Regions from separate parts of the Homo sapiens genome. Here region 2 is linked to region 1. The links are chromatin loops, found by intact Hi-C in ENCODE. Cell type or tissue: chondrocyte. All regions are shown on one strand. Each heading gives the region's core, and the rest is flanking DNA. Links, peaks and the distances in the headings are about the cores only.

Region 1 (8,334 bases), core at 154-8,153:
CACCATATGTATATTTCCAAAAGACAGCTGAAGAAGAAACAGTGTGTGAATATAAACATATTTCATATACCACACACATATTCTAGTACAGTTTTATGTTCGAATACAAATAACTTATATGAATCTGCCTATGAGTTTTCTTTTATCTCAAGTAGTAGATATGTTGTTTAAATGTTACTACAGTTTATAGAACCCAAGGGTCCAAACAGTGGGTGTTCTTTGCTTTTCTATAATTCATTTTAATTCTTTAACTTTTTTTCATGAAACGGAAAAAAATTCAATCTGGACACTTCAAAGTGACTCAGTCCCTTATGACAAAACATCTCTTTAAGGTAGAAATGTTCTTCAATCCAATTTAGGAACCCTTCTTCTCACGATAGCATCTGTGCAGAGAAACCTTGCATAGGATGAGGGCAGTGGTATGTGGTGAAGTGCACTGGTATGTTTGCCTAGTATGCTCTATAGCAGGGGTCCCCAACCCCCCAGGTCATGGACCTACCAGTCCATGGCTTGTTAGGAACCAGGCCACACAGGAGGAGGTGAGTAGCAGGAGAGCGAGCGAGCATTACCGCCTGAGCTCTGCCTCCTGTCAGATCAGCAGCAGCATTAGATTCTTGTAGGAGCACGAACCCTATTGTGAACTGCGTACACGAGGGATCTAGGTTGCATGCTCCTTATGAGAATCGAATGCCTGATGATCTGAGATGGAACAGTTTCATTTCAAAACCATCCCCCCCACCACCCCGGTCCATGGAAAAATTGTCTTCCACAAAACTGGTCCCTGGTGACAAAATGATTGAGGACTACTCCTCTATAGCAAGAGAATGGTGCCCTACATTCTGCTCCCCTACACTTAAGCTGCTAACTCTGTAACTGAAAATCAAAGGCATTCATAGTTAAGCGTTTCTGCAAAAACAGAAGTGTGGCTAGACCTTACTTCTACTTCCAAATATTTTATGAGTGCATCTGATTGGCTGGTTCTAAATCACATCCAAACCCTAGCTGCAAAAGATGAAATATAAATTTTAGATTTCCAGGCTTTAGTCTGTATAGGAGCACAAGGAGGAGGGTGGAATGGAGGTTGAACACCAGTCCATCCTATCCATTGCAGTCACAGCATAGAGATTGGCTGTGGGGTGTGGGGGTAGGAGGCCTTCACACCTTCACTTCTTGACCTGGGTTGATTTAATGGTGGTGGTCTCTGCTCATATGGTATCTCAACAGAGATAGTATATGAGGTTTTATCAGTTACTTTTTAGCTTTACCCTAGCTCCCTTGTACAGGGAGTCTTCAGAAAAACAGCTCCCTCCTCTCTCTGTTCTCTCCAGAAGTGTATATCCAACCCTGTTACAGGTTGAATTGTGTACCCCTCAGATACATACACTGAAATCCTAACCCCCAGTTCCTTAGGATGTGACCTTATTTGACATAGGGTCACTGCAGATATAGTTAGTTAAAATGAAGTTATACTGTAGTAGGGTGGGCCCTTAATCCAATATGACTAGTGTTCTTATGAAAAGGGGCAATTGGATACAGACACACATAGAGGAAGAACACCATGTGAAGGTGGAGATGGTCATCTACAAGCCGAGGAAACAGGCCCGGAACAGATCCTTTCCTCCTGGCCCTCTGAAGGAACCAGCCCTGCCAACACCTTGGTTTCAGACTTCAAGGCTCTAAAACTGAGATAATATGTTTCTGTTCTAATACAAACCCCTTCTTGATGCATGCTTTTTCACTCAGCTGAGCAATGTCAAGGGGCAGTAAGCCAGTAATTCTTCCTTGGTTAACTTCTGTATTTCTTCATTCAGGGTCATGAAACTTAGCTGGGTTTTCTTTGCACCCCTTGAAAATAATGGGCAAATTAAGAAGGATGTGCTATGCTCTGAATGTGTTTCTCCAAAATTTAAATGTTGAAACCCTAACTCCCAAGGTGATGATATTAGGAGGTAGGGTCTTTGGGAGGTGATTAGGTCATAGGGGTAGAGCTGTGCTAAACAGGATTAGTGCTCTTATTTAAAAGGCCCAAGAGAGATTTGCCTTGATCTTGGACTTCCCAGCCTCCAAAACTGTTGCTTATAAACTACCTACTTTGTTATAGCAGCCAAAAGAAACTAAGACGGTGTGTCTTCTTGCCCTGGTGGCATGGGTAAGCCTCCAACTGAAGTAATCTCCAGATAAGAAATGAATCCCAATCACCTATTTTCAGCATCGCCCCCAAATCTCACTCAATATTTTCTTGGGGACTTTCCGTTTTTCCCAAGAATAGTCAACATGGAAGGAGGAGTATTGTCCTCTATAATGACTTTCTATTATGTCAACTTAAGTATTATGGAACTAAGTTTCCTGGAATTTCCTTCTCCACATCATTTTGGTCATGGGACAATACTCCTCCCATTGAGGTATGGGTCTCGTTCTCTTGAGTCTGGATGTCCCTATGACAGAGTGATGCAACATACCCTGAGGCTAGGTCTTTAGGAGAAACAGCTTCCACCTGGTCTTTCTGGGGACATTTGTTCTTGGAACCCAATCTGTGAGAGATCCCCAGCACAGGAAGAGACTGCCTGTCAGCATTCCAGCCAACAGCCAGCATCACGCATCACATGTGAAAGAGGAAGTGACTCCAAGGTGACTCCAGCTGCAGAGTATCTAACCACACAGCATGAGAGATGCCAAACTAAGCCAAGCCAACCCCCAGAATAGTGAGAGATGATAACATAATTATTATTGGTTTTAAGCAACTAAATGTTGGTGTGATTTGTTTATGCCTAATAGATAATTGGATTAGTCTCTTACTTGTGCCTATTTCCAACTCTGATTTCCCAAAATCTTTCCTATTCTCTTCTCAACCTAATTCAACAATGGAACCTCCAGTAGTGGAGAGAAAAACCAGTCATTCAAGTTTGCATATTATTCCTAGCAGTTTTAAAATGTTTATTTCAAGCTGTGAACCTGTGTTTTGATGGGGAAAGTGAGAAAAGAACTTGGTGTTCAGTGTTTCAGGTTATTGCTACCTATCACTCTTTTACAGACAACAGGACAAGATATGTACTTTAAAAGACAATACTTCCACCAAGAGATGAGTGGATAAAATATGCTATATAAGTACAGTGGAATAGTCAGTCATTAAAAGGAATAAATCCTGACTCATGTTGCAATATAAATGAACCCTGAAAACATTATGCTAAATGAAATAAGCCAGACACAAAAAGACAAATATTGTATGATTCCACTTACATGTGGTACCTAGAATGGGCAAATTCATAGAATAGAAAGTAAAATAGAGGTTACCAGGGGCTAGAAGGAAGAGGAAACAGGAAATTACTATTTACAGAGTACAAAGTTTCTGTTTGGAATGAAAAAAAATTTTTGGAAATAGTATTGATGGTTATATAATACAGTACAGTGGTAAATGTACTTAAAGTCACTGAATCGTTCACTTAAAAATGGTTAAAATGGTAAATTTTATATTATTTATGTGTATGTGTGTGTGTATCCACAGTTCATCTTTAAAAGACTGTAAACGCTTGGCTCTTTTTAATGTATCTGACAAATTTCTTTGACAAATACTTGCTGAATTGCTACCACGTACCAGGCACTGTGGTAGGCAGTGAAAAAGTAAACATGATTAAGACACAGATAGCGCCTTCCCTGTAGTCAAAATCCCACTTATTCCTAAAGGCCCAGTATAGATGCAGCCACCTCTTCATTAATTTCTTTCAACAAGGATTTTTAGTAACTGTGAAGGATATAAGAGTAAATAAGTCATGGTTCTTACCCTCCAAGAATCTGGTACCTACTTAGGAAGATGGAATATGTGCACTAAAAGATAAGAGAGCTTACCTTGTAATATTTTTTTGTGACAAATATTATTTAATTGATAGCAGATCCTTGGAGAGTTGACAGAAAAACAGTCGCTCTGTGGTAGATTGATGGGTGGGAGAAGGTGGGACTTTGAGTATCTGAAGGAGGTCATACCTTGCTCAGTGAGCAAGGCAGCAGCATGAGCATGTTTGGAGGACAGTGGGTAGCTGTGTGAATGGTTTTTATGGTAGATTTATATGAAATGTAGTATATACCTTTATCTTAAGATAGTATCTTGGATAGTATCTAAAGGAGGATACAAACCATAAGAAATGTACTCATTTCCACCAGAAGGCTCATTTTTATTTTGTTTTTCTTTACCTGTTCTGTAAATCATAGTGTTGCTTTATATTCTTATTTGGATGATACTTTATATTTTATTTCTTTTCCATTAAGGACATTATTAACATTTTAAATTTTTTTTTAATCTCTATCCTTTTCAGGAACACAAAGTCAAGCCACCCAATTTGACCACTAAAAAAATGCTTAGGGCATCTCTGACTCAAGCCACTTCCAGAAAGCCTGCCTGTGCTCAAAGTCTTCTACCATGTTCAGTAGCAGTGGACCACAAGGTGGAGCTTTCAGTCAGCCAGCCAACATCAGGCATTTTCTCAGCTTTGCATCTCCAGCCAGAGTCTGTTCAGGGTAGAAAGAAATCCCTGTCTATCAGGGCTCCACAAGTACATTCAGAAGTATTAATGCCCAACAGAGGAAATACTCAAGTTCAGCACACAAATCTTAGCTCCCAAAGCAACATCACCCCTAAGTTTGTACCAGTTTTCAAAAATAGATTGTTACAAATGAACAAAAATACCTCAGTACTTGGCAGCCCAAAAAGAAAACAGCATGATGTGACACAATCTAAATTGTTTTCACTCAAAACTAGTATGATCCAGCATGACAAACTGAATTTAGGTCCAGCTATAAAAAACCGTTATAGTAGTAACATTCAGATGCAGGCTGCTAACAATTTAAATCAGGAGAATTCCAGACCTCTGCAAGAAAAAAATACAGAGTCTTCTGAAAATATGACAAAATTTCCCTCTTCTCGTGGAAAATCGACTGTGAGTTTAAACAAAAATAAGCAACTATCTAATAGTGCAGTATTTGTGGTGTCAAATAACAATTTAGGGGTGGTAAAAAGTGCTGTTGACTTCCAAATGAAAGGAAAAGAAAATTTAACAGGCAAAGGTATAACACAAATTTTAGGGAAAAGCCATGGGTCACTAAAACTGAAAAGACAGCCACACATTTTTGAATCAGATGGAGAAACCGAAGATCCACGACTGCTACAGCAGCAATCAGAAAATCAAGCTAAAGAAGTTGGTACAAGTGACCACAGGTTGATAGTAAGCAAAATAGCCCACAGGTCTAAAAGAAAATTATGTCCAGAGTCTTCCAAAACTTCAAAGAAGCATCATTCCGATACTGTGCACTATGGCCAATCCAGTTCTTCTAAGAAGCAGGTAAAAAAAAAATTAATCTGGCACTACTTATCATATGCTAGACCCTTAAAACCCCTAAATAAGGATTTAAATGATTTCCCTAAGATCATTTAGAACCATACTAATTAATAAACAGAATATCTACCCTAGAGCGACTGTAAGTCTATGCAGTTAATTTGTAACAAATGTGATTCTTCAATCTAATACAGATACTTGACTCGGATAAATCAAAACTTAAGAAATCTCTCATCATTCATAATGCTTAGAACATGGACCTGAAAGAAGGAAATGTCTACCAGGTAACTGAAGTGATAGCTTTTGATTTGTTTTTACATTATCTGAATTGGGATTGCCAAGTTTAGGGGTCCCCAACCTCTTGGTAAAAAGCAGCTACTTTTAAATTCTTTGAAACCGTAAAATCAGCAAAGAAATAGGACATGGTGGGAACAGTTCACTCCTTGAATAAGGACCATACACAGCAGCTGTTTTGTAATGATTTCAAAGAGGGATGGGTGCAAATGGTCCACTGTGGGCTCCCCCTCACTCTGTTCTGGGGATCCTTGCAGACTAGGAAGAGCTCACACAGCAGCAGCAGACTATCTAAAAATAGAAGATTTGAACAGCTACTACAATATCCACTTTTTGGGATACCTACCCAAGATAATAAACCTTAAATGATGTTTCAAAGGTTAATCATTTAGTTAAAATTTACTCCAAAAGTGCTACAGTGCTGGCTATGTTTAAACTTGATACTCAGTTAATAATGCCCAGTTCATGGCACTGAATTTACAACATGATACATCTGGAAATTACATTTTATTTTGTTCTGCCATCTGTTCTATTCTAAGAACAAACATATTACTAAAATACCCACAAGTTATTTTTTTACATAGAACTATTGGAATACTTTCAATTCAGATTCTTTAAGAACCAACTAGAAAACATTTTCTTTTCCAACTGCTATTTCTTCCTATAACTAATAAAATTTTCAGCCTGATTTTAATTAACCAGAAAGTATTTGAGTCTATTCCTATATACGTTATGATGTTGTATTTTATGTACTTTTTGACATCTTAATATTTTAATGCACTCAGTAGGTGACTGAGGGAAAAATGCATGTGCCTTTAAGATGTTACTTGCATTTTTAGAAATCAATGAAATCTATTCTAGGTTTCATATTGTTTTAGAAATATAGCACTTTCCCACTTTGAACTACTTAAGTCCTGACACAATTTTTAAAATTAAAAAGTCATCCAGGAGGGGGGGCTTACACCTGTAATTCCTACACTTTGGGAGGCTGAGGCAGGCAGATTGCTTGAGCTCAGGAGTTCCAGACCAGCCTGGGCAACATGGGTGAGACCCTGTCTCCACAAAAAATATAAAAAATTAGGGCCGGGCATGGTGGCTCACGCCTGTAATTCCAGCATTTTGGGAGGCTGAGGCAGGTGGATCACCTGAGATCAGGAGTTTGATACCAGCTTGGGCAACATGGCAAAACCCCTTCTCTACTAAAAGTACAAAAAATTAGCTGGACGTGCTACTCAGGAGGCTGAGGCAGAAGAATCACTTGAACCCGAGAAGTGGAGATTGCAGTGAGCTGAGATCACGCCATTGCACTCCAGCCTGGGTGACAGAGTGAGACTCTGTCCCCTGCCAGAAATATTAGCTGGGCGTGGTGGTGCATGCCTATAGTCCCAGCTACTTCGGGGACTGAGGTGGGAGGATTGCTTGAGCCTGGGAGGTAGAGGTTGCAGTGAACTGTGTTTGCCACTGCACTCCAGCCTGAATGACAAAGTGAGACCCTGTCTCAAAGTCAATAAATATTAAATTTTTAAAATAATTTCATCAGGTAGAAGGAATAACGAGAACATTTTTAATATTTTATTTGTATAAATTTGTGGGGTACAAGTGCAACTTTGTTACCTGCATGTATTGTAGGGGTAAAGTCAGGGCTTTTAGTGTATTCATCATTGGAATAATGTACATTGTACCTGATTAAGTAATTTCTCATCATTCACCCCCCCTCCCTTCTTCTATCTGTCAACGCCCTACTCTTCTTTCTATCATTCTGCACTCTATGTCCACGTGTATATATTATTTAGCTCCCAATAACAGGAATCATTATAGAAAATAATTTCCCCTAAATATAAAATTAATACATACTCCTATACTTGAGTAGTACAGAGCAGTTTCAAGAAAAAAGTAAAAAACCATCTGTAATTTCTCTTTGCAGAGATGAGCATTCTGAATATAGGATGAACACTCTTCCAGATGCCTCTCACACTCCTGTGACCATGAAATCAGCTCTACTTACTGCTGTGGAACCTCCTTTTTCACTTGACAGTTTCTTTTTATTGTTTGCATAGCATCTTGTTGTATGTGGGTTTCTGTATTTAACTAGTCCCCTATTGATAGACACTTCAGTTCTTCCCAACTTTTCACTATTACAACATCATGTAGTCTGCAGATCTTTGCAAAATATCCAATGATCTTATACAGTAGTTTTGATAGTTGAAAATATCTTTATTTTGCCCTTATTGAAATTATCAAACCACATAAAGCACAGATAAGAGTATGAAGAACCTCTAAGTACCTATCACCCAGATCTACCAGTTATTAATATTTTGCCACTGTTTCATCTGTTCCTCACAGACATGCTTTTTTTTGCTATAATCTTTTAAAGCAAATTCAAGACATCATATAATTTTACCCATAAACACCAAAGTGTATATATTTCTAACATAAGATATAGTATATTTTTTAAGAAAAAAAGAATGTGTATATATATATTACATTTTGGGGATCTCTACTATATCTCTGCAGGCTCACTAAATTTCACTTTTGCTTTTATATGCAAATTAACAGGAAGCCCTGAATAAATGTAAAAGCTATTTCTCAACAAAACTGGAGCCTTTATTGGGGTGGAGATTTCTGTTTCCACCAGTACTCATTAGCATCTTCTGTGTGCCAGGCAGTGGGGACAACACTGTGTCCATGGCAGAAATGGATGAGACAGCCGTGGCCT
Region 2 (8,334 bases), core at 110-8,109, 2.0 Mb after region 1:
TAAACTATACCTATGTGTGTTTGTGTGTGTGTGTGTGTGTGTGTGTGTGTGTGTGTGTGTATGAATGACACATAGTGGCAAGTACTAGAAAGAAAAACAGCAGACAAGTGGATAGAGCATGATAAGGGAGCATTCTAGCTTCCACAAGCAGCCAGGGCAGCTGTACCTGCCCTCTGGGAAGGGGCATGGGGGCTGAGACCTGTGAGACCCAGATGAAGTGAGGCAACAAGCTGAGCGAAGGCCCAAGGAAAGTGTTCCAGGAAGCACAGGTGCTTCGCGGAGGACAGTGTTTCATTGATCACATGTGGCCTGCTGCCCAGGACAGAGACAACATTTGGTATTTGTCGATCAAAATATGGAAAAACACAGGGTGTCTATTATTGGGCTTCTGAAATGTTTCCAAATGGTGGCCAAGATTAGAAGATATGCATCTTTCCCAAAACCAGAAATATTTCTAGCTTTAGTTAAATTCACTGTATTTATAGGTGAGCTAACTGTCAAGCTTTCATCTAGAAAAATACTTAAATTTGAAAATCTAGGAATACCTCAGAAGTCTAATCCACCTACACTTGACTCATCGAGGGCTGTTTTCCAGAACTTTCTATCATACTTATTATTTCAAAAGGTGAAGAAAATCCAGTCAGGGAGTCATTCACAAGGGACCAATGAGCCTCCAGTCAGTTCCACACAAGGGCCGGGCACTCGCTGCTGCGTCCTGCCTCCCACCTCCCCACGGGCTCCGGAACTGCGTCCGAAGGGTGGCATCCTTCCTGCCTGGCCTCAGCTGAGCCTGCACTGCCCAAGGTCCCCAGCGGTTGGCTGGAACTGACTAGTCAGGGCCGGGCCGGTGGGGCATGAGCGGCTCTTGTGGCCCACCATTGGCCTGCGAGAGGTAAGCAGGGACTGCCACGTCCTCTCTTAGGAGCCCAGGCCTGGGATAGGGATAAACTCTGCCTGTGAGCTCCCAGCCTGAGCCAAGGGTCGCGTAGATCCAGGGGCTGGTGCAGCCACTGGAGGCCACACGCAGGCAGACAGCTGAGCAGACGAATTCCATCCAGACAGGGGACAGCGGGACAGAACCCGGGGGTAGACTCAGGGCTGGGGCCGTGGGCGGCCAGGACCACACCTGGCTCCCGGGGACACTGGGTCCCTGCGGAGGCCCCACGGCACATCCTCTCCCCAGAGTACCTGAGCCCTCGTTTTAGTCTGAGAATCAAACGTCATTTGTATCGGGCCAGCCTGAGGAGCCGTTGCTCCTTACGGCAGTCCCAGAGGCACAAAGTCCCTCAACCATGACAATGTGGGCTTGACAATTTGGTCAGCCTTGCTCCGCCACCAGTTTCTCTCTGAACAATCAGCTCTCGGCTTCCCGCCTTTCAAACCAGCCATCGGCTCACACACTCTCCACAAAGCACTCCACCAGTAAAGATGACGGGAGGCAGCCCAGCCCCACGCCCCCCACTGTGAGGAGTCACGGCCTGTACCCCTTCTGTTCCCCACCCTACTGCGTCCCTTGAGGCACCGGGGTGCTGGCCTCTGCCTGGTTCTTTACCACACTGCAGCCTCCCCAGGTCATAGAAAGCCCTGAGGCTCGCACCTGCCCGGTCCAGCTTTGTGAGGCTGGTGCTCAGGAGCCAGCCCCAGGCAAGACAGGAAGGAGGCGTGCCTTGCCTCAGTTTCCCCTGCATCATCCTTGAGGCCCATGTCTGAGTGGCCAGCCCCTCCTCCTGCACCTGCTCCTCCCCAGCCTCCTCCCAGGGTGGGGGACCCTGCTCTAGGCTGAGCTCCATCTCCCTGTCACCCGCAGTATGAGACCCTCACCCCCAACCTGATTGGTGTGGAGACAGGGTCTTTTAGGAGGTCATGAAGGTTACGTGAGGTCACTAGGGTGGACACCTGATAGGACATGATGGGTGGAAAAAGACCCGGCTGTGAAGCTGCCCAGGCCTGGCGTCCTGTGTGGCAGCCTGAGCAGGCAAATACACTCCTGTCCCGCTTAGGAAGAAGGAAACTATTCCCCAAAACGGAACATCTGTGTCCTCTGCCTCACACCTCCAGCCGGCCCAGTGAGAGCCGTCCCCAGATGCCCCAGGTGCCCCCTCAGCTGCTGCCCCCCTCGCGCTCCTGGTCCCTGAGCCCGGCTGTCCTCTTCCTGCCCCCTCAGCCACGTGGGCAGCCTCTCCCTGTGCTGCTCAGGGCTCTTCCCCTCATTCTCTGAGCCCAAGATGAAGGGGGGCTCCCACCGCTCCTCCAGCTCACGCCGAGCCCTGCTCCGCCCTCAAGGCACCCACTCTCCAGCCTGGAGACACCTTCCGAGCACTCAGACTTTCCATCCCCAGCCGCTAGTTGCCTTCATAAATGCAGACCCATGTGGGTAGCTGTGGACGATGCTTCCCTGAACCCCCAAGAACTCCAGGTCCTACCCCCAAATCACGCGTTCCTCTCCCATCCTCCCCACGTTGAGTCAATCACACCACTTCACACACCCCGAGGCCCAGGCACCCAGGCCTGAGGCTGCTCCAGGTCTGAGGCTGCTCAGTCAGGCCCAGGAGGCCAGGGGGCATCCACCCAGAACCCTTCTCTTGTCCAGCCATGCAGGTCCTGTAAGCCCCACAGCTCCCGCCCACCTGCTCCAGCCTCCTCCAGGGCCTGTGAACAACGGCTTTCAGCTTTTGTGTCCACTACCAAAGTACATTCCACACAGGCAGGGAGATCCATTCTGCCAACTGCCAACAGCCAAGAGCCAATTTATGTTTGTCTTTGACAAACACAAATCAGATTATGTCACCCACCGGGCAACACGCCTTAGCAGGGTCTGCGCGGCCGGGAGAATGCAGCCACGCGCCCTGCTCTCTGGCCTGCCCTCCCTCCTGCTCCTGTGCGGAGCTCCGGTGTGGAAGGTCTCCCTTCCTTGGGCGCATGCAGCGGTCTCCCTCCAGTCCTTGTCCTCTCCTGCGCCCTGAGTGCTGTTGACTGCTCGGCCTGCATGCAGAGGCCCTGGGATGAGACCAAGTTCTCCGCCTCCAGACCCCCTGCCAGGCTCTGCCTGTCGCACTTGTCTCTTTCTGAGATGTCTGCATGTATCTGCTTGTCTGATTACTGCTTGCAACCCTAGGAGAACACAAAACCCCATGAGAGATGGGCCCTCGACTTCTGAGCTGCTGAATCTCCAGTGCCTGGAAGTCAGCGCGAATGTGGCAGGGGTTCCGTCAAGATCCGCGGGCAAACAGCGCATACCCTCATCACCGTGGGCCTGTGTCACCCTGCCAAGCACCGTGTGGCCCCGGGGGCCAAGCATGTCATCTTCATCTTGGTAGCCCCTTCCGCATGCAGCGGGTGCTTAATTTATGCTGGCTGAAGACAACGAGGTGAATGAATTTGCATTCGGCGTTGCTTTACATTCATGTGTGACGTCCGCCTGCCATCTAGTGGTGGAAGAGGGCAACTTCAGGAAAACGGGCTTTTGAGAAGAAATTAGAGAAGCCCTTCAAAAACGGATAAAGGAAGATCGGGCGCGGAGAGATGGTCCCTTTGACTGTTGGTTTGCAATCACTTCCATCCCTGCTTACTAGAGAAGCGCTGAGAACTCCCCTGAGAACTGATTCTGGCACATTCTGCGGGAGGCGAAAGTACGAAGGCGAAGGCGGGGAAGCCCCAAGGCTAAATGAGTACCTGTCCTGCTGGCCTGCACGCCAAGGGAGGACAGGCCCTTTTGTTCCCGGGGGCACTGCACGGGGCAAACCCAGGAAAAATGTCAGAACACAGGAAGGCCGTCTTTCCCGCTTCTTAGTAAGCAGAGAGAATGTGGGGAAAGTTAAGCTACATTGAGAAGAGTGAAGAATGCAAAACCGAGGGGGACAAGGTGGTGAGAACGCAATGGAGAGAAAAGGTGCTTAACGCAGAAAACCTGAAAGGCAAATGTAATCTTGACGATGTAACAATAACAGAAACGGCCGGGCGCGGTGGCTCACGCCTGTAATCCCAGCACTTTGGGAGGCCGAGGCGGGTGGCTCACGAGGTCAGGAGATAGAGACCATCCTGGCTAACACGGTGAAACCCCGTCTCTACTAAAAATACCAAAAAAAATAAAAAATAAAATAACAGAAACATAGAGTAAAACTGAAGGGGCTCACTAAGGACCTGTGAACGCACAGCCTCTCCAGACCTCAGCCTGACGGAAAATTTTAGACTGCGTGGTCCCTGAAGAGTGTTTCAACCTTCAAGTTTTCTAACTCTCTGATTTTAAAATTAATGTAAGGCAAATCCCTAACAAAAACCTAACTGTGTATTTGTCACGAGACTTTTCTTTGAATAACTGCCTGTCTCGGCGGGGGCTCTTCTCACACTGAAGGGGGCCACTCCTGGATCCAGGGTCGCAGGTTGAAATCACACCTGAGCCTGCGCCACGGGTGTAGGACGCCCAGCAGCAGCTTCTGGAGAGCAGAGAGCCGGGGGAGTGGCCACTTCAGAGTGGGGCCAGGACAGCTGGGGCCACCGCCTTCCCGGCGCAAGGTGGGCCAGGCCCCACAGGTGGCCCCAGAATTGCAAAGCCAATGGCAGCTTCCTAAGTGGTCACCGAAACGCACTTTCAGTGTGGACCCGCCGGCCTGTGTGTATTCAGCAATCCCAGCCATCCAACCTGACCTCGGGCTGCAAAGACGATCGTGGCCGGAGCCGGCTGGCTCTTTGCGAAAGCGGCGGGACCCGGGGACAGCAGGCTGCCTGCGCCGCTTCCCTCCGGGTGGCAGGCCCACTCTCTGCGGGCACCGCGTCCTGCTCACCCGTGTTGTGGTCGGGCCGCAGAGCAGGCCCCTTGACGGGGGGATCCGGAGCCGCCTGGTGCCGGCACAGCCTCAGGGAGCAGCCCCTAAGCTGCCCCGTGACAGTCAATCGCCCGCTTTCCCCCCGTGGGAAGTCTGTGCCGTGACCAGAGCCTCTCACCCTCCCACGGCCCCACGCGGTGTCCTTTGCTCAGCACCTCCCAGAGCACCGGGCAGAGGCACCCAGAAAACCGTCACCACCTGATCCCGCAGAGAATCGCCCGTCCTCTCCGGAATTCTGTCCAACTAGCACCGCCCCAATAAACAGGAAAAGCCTTTTTCTTTTTCCAAGTCCACCTCCATTTCAGAACGGCCAGGGCAGATCTGAGGCAGCTTAGGACACTCACAAGCCCGAGAAAAGAGCCACCCAGATAAGGTAACATGTGAAATGCTGAGAAATCGGCTGAGTTTCCCTTTACCAGCCCAGTAAAAGCCAGTGACGGAACCCATCCTCGCAGGCACTTCATCCCAGCAGGGCTGGAGGCCTGAAACTACAGGTCTAAACATCGCGGGGTGTTCACTGGTTTCTATTAAGTAATTCCTGTCCTCAGAGAGTATGATCAGCTCTTCTTTAATAGTTGTCAAATAATAATAAAACAGTTCTCATTAAGAGCGTCATCAGCGGCTGGGTGCGGTGGCTCATGCCTGTAATCCCAGCACTTTGGGAGGCCGAGGCGGGTGGATCACGAAGTCAGGAGTTCAAGACCAGCCTCACCAACATGGTGAAACCCTGTCTCTACTGAAAATACAAAAATTAACCAGACGTGGTGGTGCACGCCTGTAATCCCAGCTACTCAGGAGGCTGAGGCAGGAGAATCACTTGAACCCGGGAGAGAGAGGTTGCAGTGAGCTGAGATAGTGTCATTGCACTCCAGCCTGGATGACAGAGTGAGACTCTGTCTCAAAAAAAAAAAAAAAGTCATCAGCTTGCTTTTTCAGTCTACCTGAAACCTATACTTTCGTGGATAGGAGAAGAAATCCAACTGTTTACCTAGTTAAAAAAATTTATTGAACAAGGGAAAATGACTTACATCTTGTGTGTCATAGGTAACAGAAATTTCCAGATTCATAAACGCAATATAGTTTAAGAAAGAAAAAAAAATGCTGGTGTCTAGAGACCATGCTTATTTAAAGACAACTTTATGGGACTTGAAAAAACATTGTCACTCAAATTTCTTGGAAGTAATTCCAACTTACATTTACATATCGCATTAAAGTTGACAAAATGCAGCCCATATATCGTTTGCCACAGTAACACCAATACTGGGAGATGGCCATTCCCACTGCACAGCTGTGGAAACTGAGGCACGCACTCATCACCATGTGTTCATTTACGAAACATACACACGGAGAGCCACGGGCCTGGCTTTGGTACAGCCACAGAAATGCAGTGCGGTGTGTCTGCCTCAAGCACTGCCAAGCTCAGCTCAGTGGGAGGAGGCAGAGAGGGTCTGTTTACTTTCAGATGTTGTGACTGGTGCAATAGCACGCCAGGATGTCCAGAGAGCTGGGGGGAGTACAGGGGAGAGGCGGGAACCCAGCCTCCTCTGGCGTGGGAGAGGCAGGAGGAGGAGTCAGAGTCGGCCAAGGCTCCCGGGCCGCTCCCCTCAACCGGAGCCTCTGAGAAGGCAGGAAAAGCGGCGCGCAGGAGCGCAGCACCGTGAACGCACCTCGTTTGGCATCGAGTGCCAGCGGATGACTTGTGGGCGTCAAATCACGAAATGATTTGCATGGCACAGGGAAGCATTTGGGGTGTTTCTGGAGGTAACAGAAAATTACTGAACGATTTCAACCAAGGAAGTTGAATGATCTGTGTTCCAGCAAATTCCTGTGGTAGCAACACAGAGTGAGCTGGGGTGAGCTGGCAGGTGTGTAATCCCAGGAAGAAAGACCCAGGTAGTCCAGGTAGTTCTTCCCCAGGGTCAACACAGAGGACAAGGCCAGAGAGGTGGATGGAAGGGAACGTAGCATTCATAGATAGATACATAACTAGATCTACAGATGATATCTCAATCGCTCAGAGATGCACACTGAATTATTTACAGTCGAAATGACACAATGTCTGAGAATCACTGAAATATTCCAGGACAAATGACAACAAAGGGTAGAAACAAAACTTGGTAAAATATTGCAATTGTTGCATCTGGCGAGTGAAAAATATATAGAAATGTGCGTGTATGTAATGTGTATTTTTTTCCTTTTACTCTGCATTTTATCCTAGCTTTATTTAAGGCAAAATAATTATACTCAATGACTACGAGGATCTTGGTAAGTTTGAGGAGAGACAGTGCAGTGAAGCAGGTGTTGGTGATAAAAGCTAGAACAAGGAGGGTAAAGTGATCACGGACGAGGTTTTAGGAAGGAGGAAAGGTAAGGATACAACAGGTGTAGAGGGTTCTGGGGTCCCAGGAAGGTGTTTCCTTGGTGGTGTTTTTGGGAAGGGAGTGTCTTGAGCATGTCCACATGAGTAAGGGAAACAATTGACAGAGAAGGAGATAGAAATGGGAAGAAAAAGGCTACTGGACATGCCCACTTGGCATGCAACACACCTGGAACTCACACCCAGGTCTGGGGAGATCCCAGCGTTCTTACCCCCATGCACGTTACAGCTGAACTTACAGAAGGTCACCCAAAAGAAGCCTTGATCCCTCTGAGGCAGAAGCTCAGAAATCCAAAACGTCTTGTTTTGATCCACTGAGGACCTCCAATCATCTCGCTGACAGGATCCACACCCTAGGTCGCTGCGGTGATCCATGCGGGTAATGGGTGTCTCAGTGTTTTGAAAAGTGGCAACATGTGCTATAGTTTTGATACGTGTCCCATCCAAACCTCATGTCCAAATTTCGTCCTCAATGTTGGAGGTGGGCCTAAGGGAAGGTGTCTGGGTTATGGAGGCAGATCCTTCATGAGTAGATTAATTCCCTCCTGGGGGTTGGGGGTTTAGGGATTTCTTGCTCTACTAACTCCCAGGAGGCCTGTTGTTTAAAAGCCTGGTACCTCACCCCCTTGCTTCCTCTCTGCCGTGTGATCTCTGCACACACCAGCTCCCCTCCACCTTCCACCATGAGTGGAAGCAGCCTGAAGCCTCACCAGAATCCCAGCAGATGTTGGTGCTGTGCTTCCTACACAGCCTGCAGAACCGTAAGCCAAATAAACCTCTTTTCTGAATAATTACCTAGCCTCAGATATTCCTTTATAGTGATGCTCAACAGACAGGGACATGCCACAGGGATGATCCTTCTTACTAACTGCATGCATCCCTCCAGTCAGTACAACAAAGCAGAAGAGTGCAGAGTGGTAGGTCTGCAAGCACAGCAGACATGGACTCCACTGCTGTTTCCGCAGGTTCCTGGCTGTGTCTCTTTGGGTACGCTACCCTTCTCTGTCAGTTTTCATCTATAAAATTGAGTTAATAGTGCCTATGTTGAAGAGCACTGTGAGACTCGAATAAGATAAATTAGATGAAAACATCAGAGTTCCTGACACACAGGTAGCCCTTTTAAGTATTAACTTC

What was found. Peaks named below come from ENCODE experiments on the same cell type or tissue, not always from the same donor. Only the 100,000 strongest peaks of a DNase experiment are listed, where the experiment ranks them.
Region 2: a loop joins it to region 1, with 17 times the contacts of the local background. A loop is called at or near these places in 8 of 110 quality-filtered maps.

Annotation. Positions count from the first base shown.
Region 1 is chr18:74,348,939-74,357,272 of GRCh38, forward strand. C18orf63 (chromosome 18 open reading frame 63) reads left to right here. Exons shown (of 14, transcript NM_001174123.2): 12 at 4,308-5,330; 13 at 5,519-5,608; 14 at 7,543-8,334. The coding sequence ends at 5,575. Among named protein-coding and RNA genes, the nearest start is that of C18orf63, 37 kb to the left of the region's middle. RefSeq lists an enhancer at 17-186. In chondrocyte, for the core only: a CTCF peak has its summit at 4,430 (motif pointing right); no DNase peak of the experiment used is centred there.
Region 2 is chr18:76,345,840-76,354,173 of GRCh38, forward strand. No RefSeq gene overlaps it. Among named protein-coding and RNA genes, the nearest start is that of LINC01893, 140 kb to the left of the region's middle. In chondrocyte, for the core only: CTCF peaks have their summits at 3,423 (motif pointing left) and 3,656; no DNase peak of the experiment used is centred there.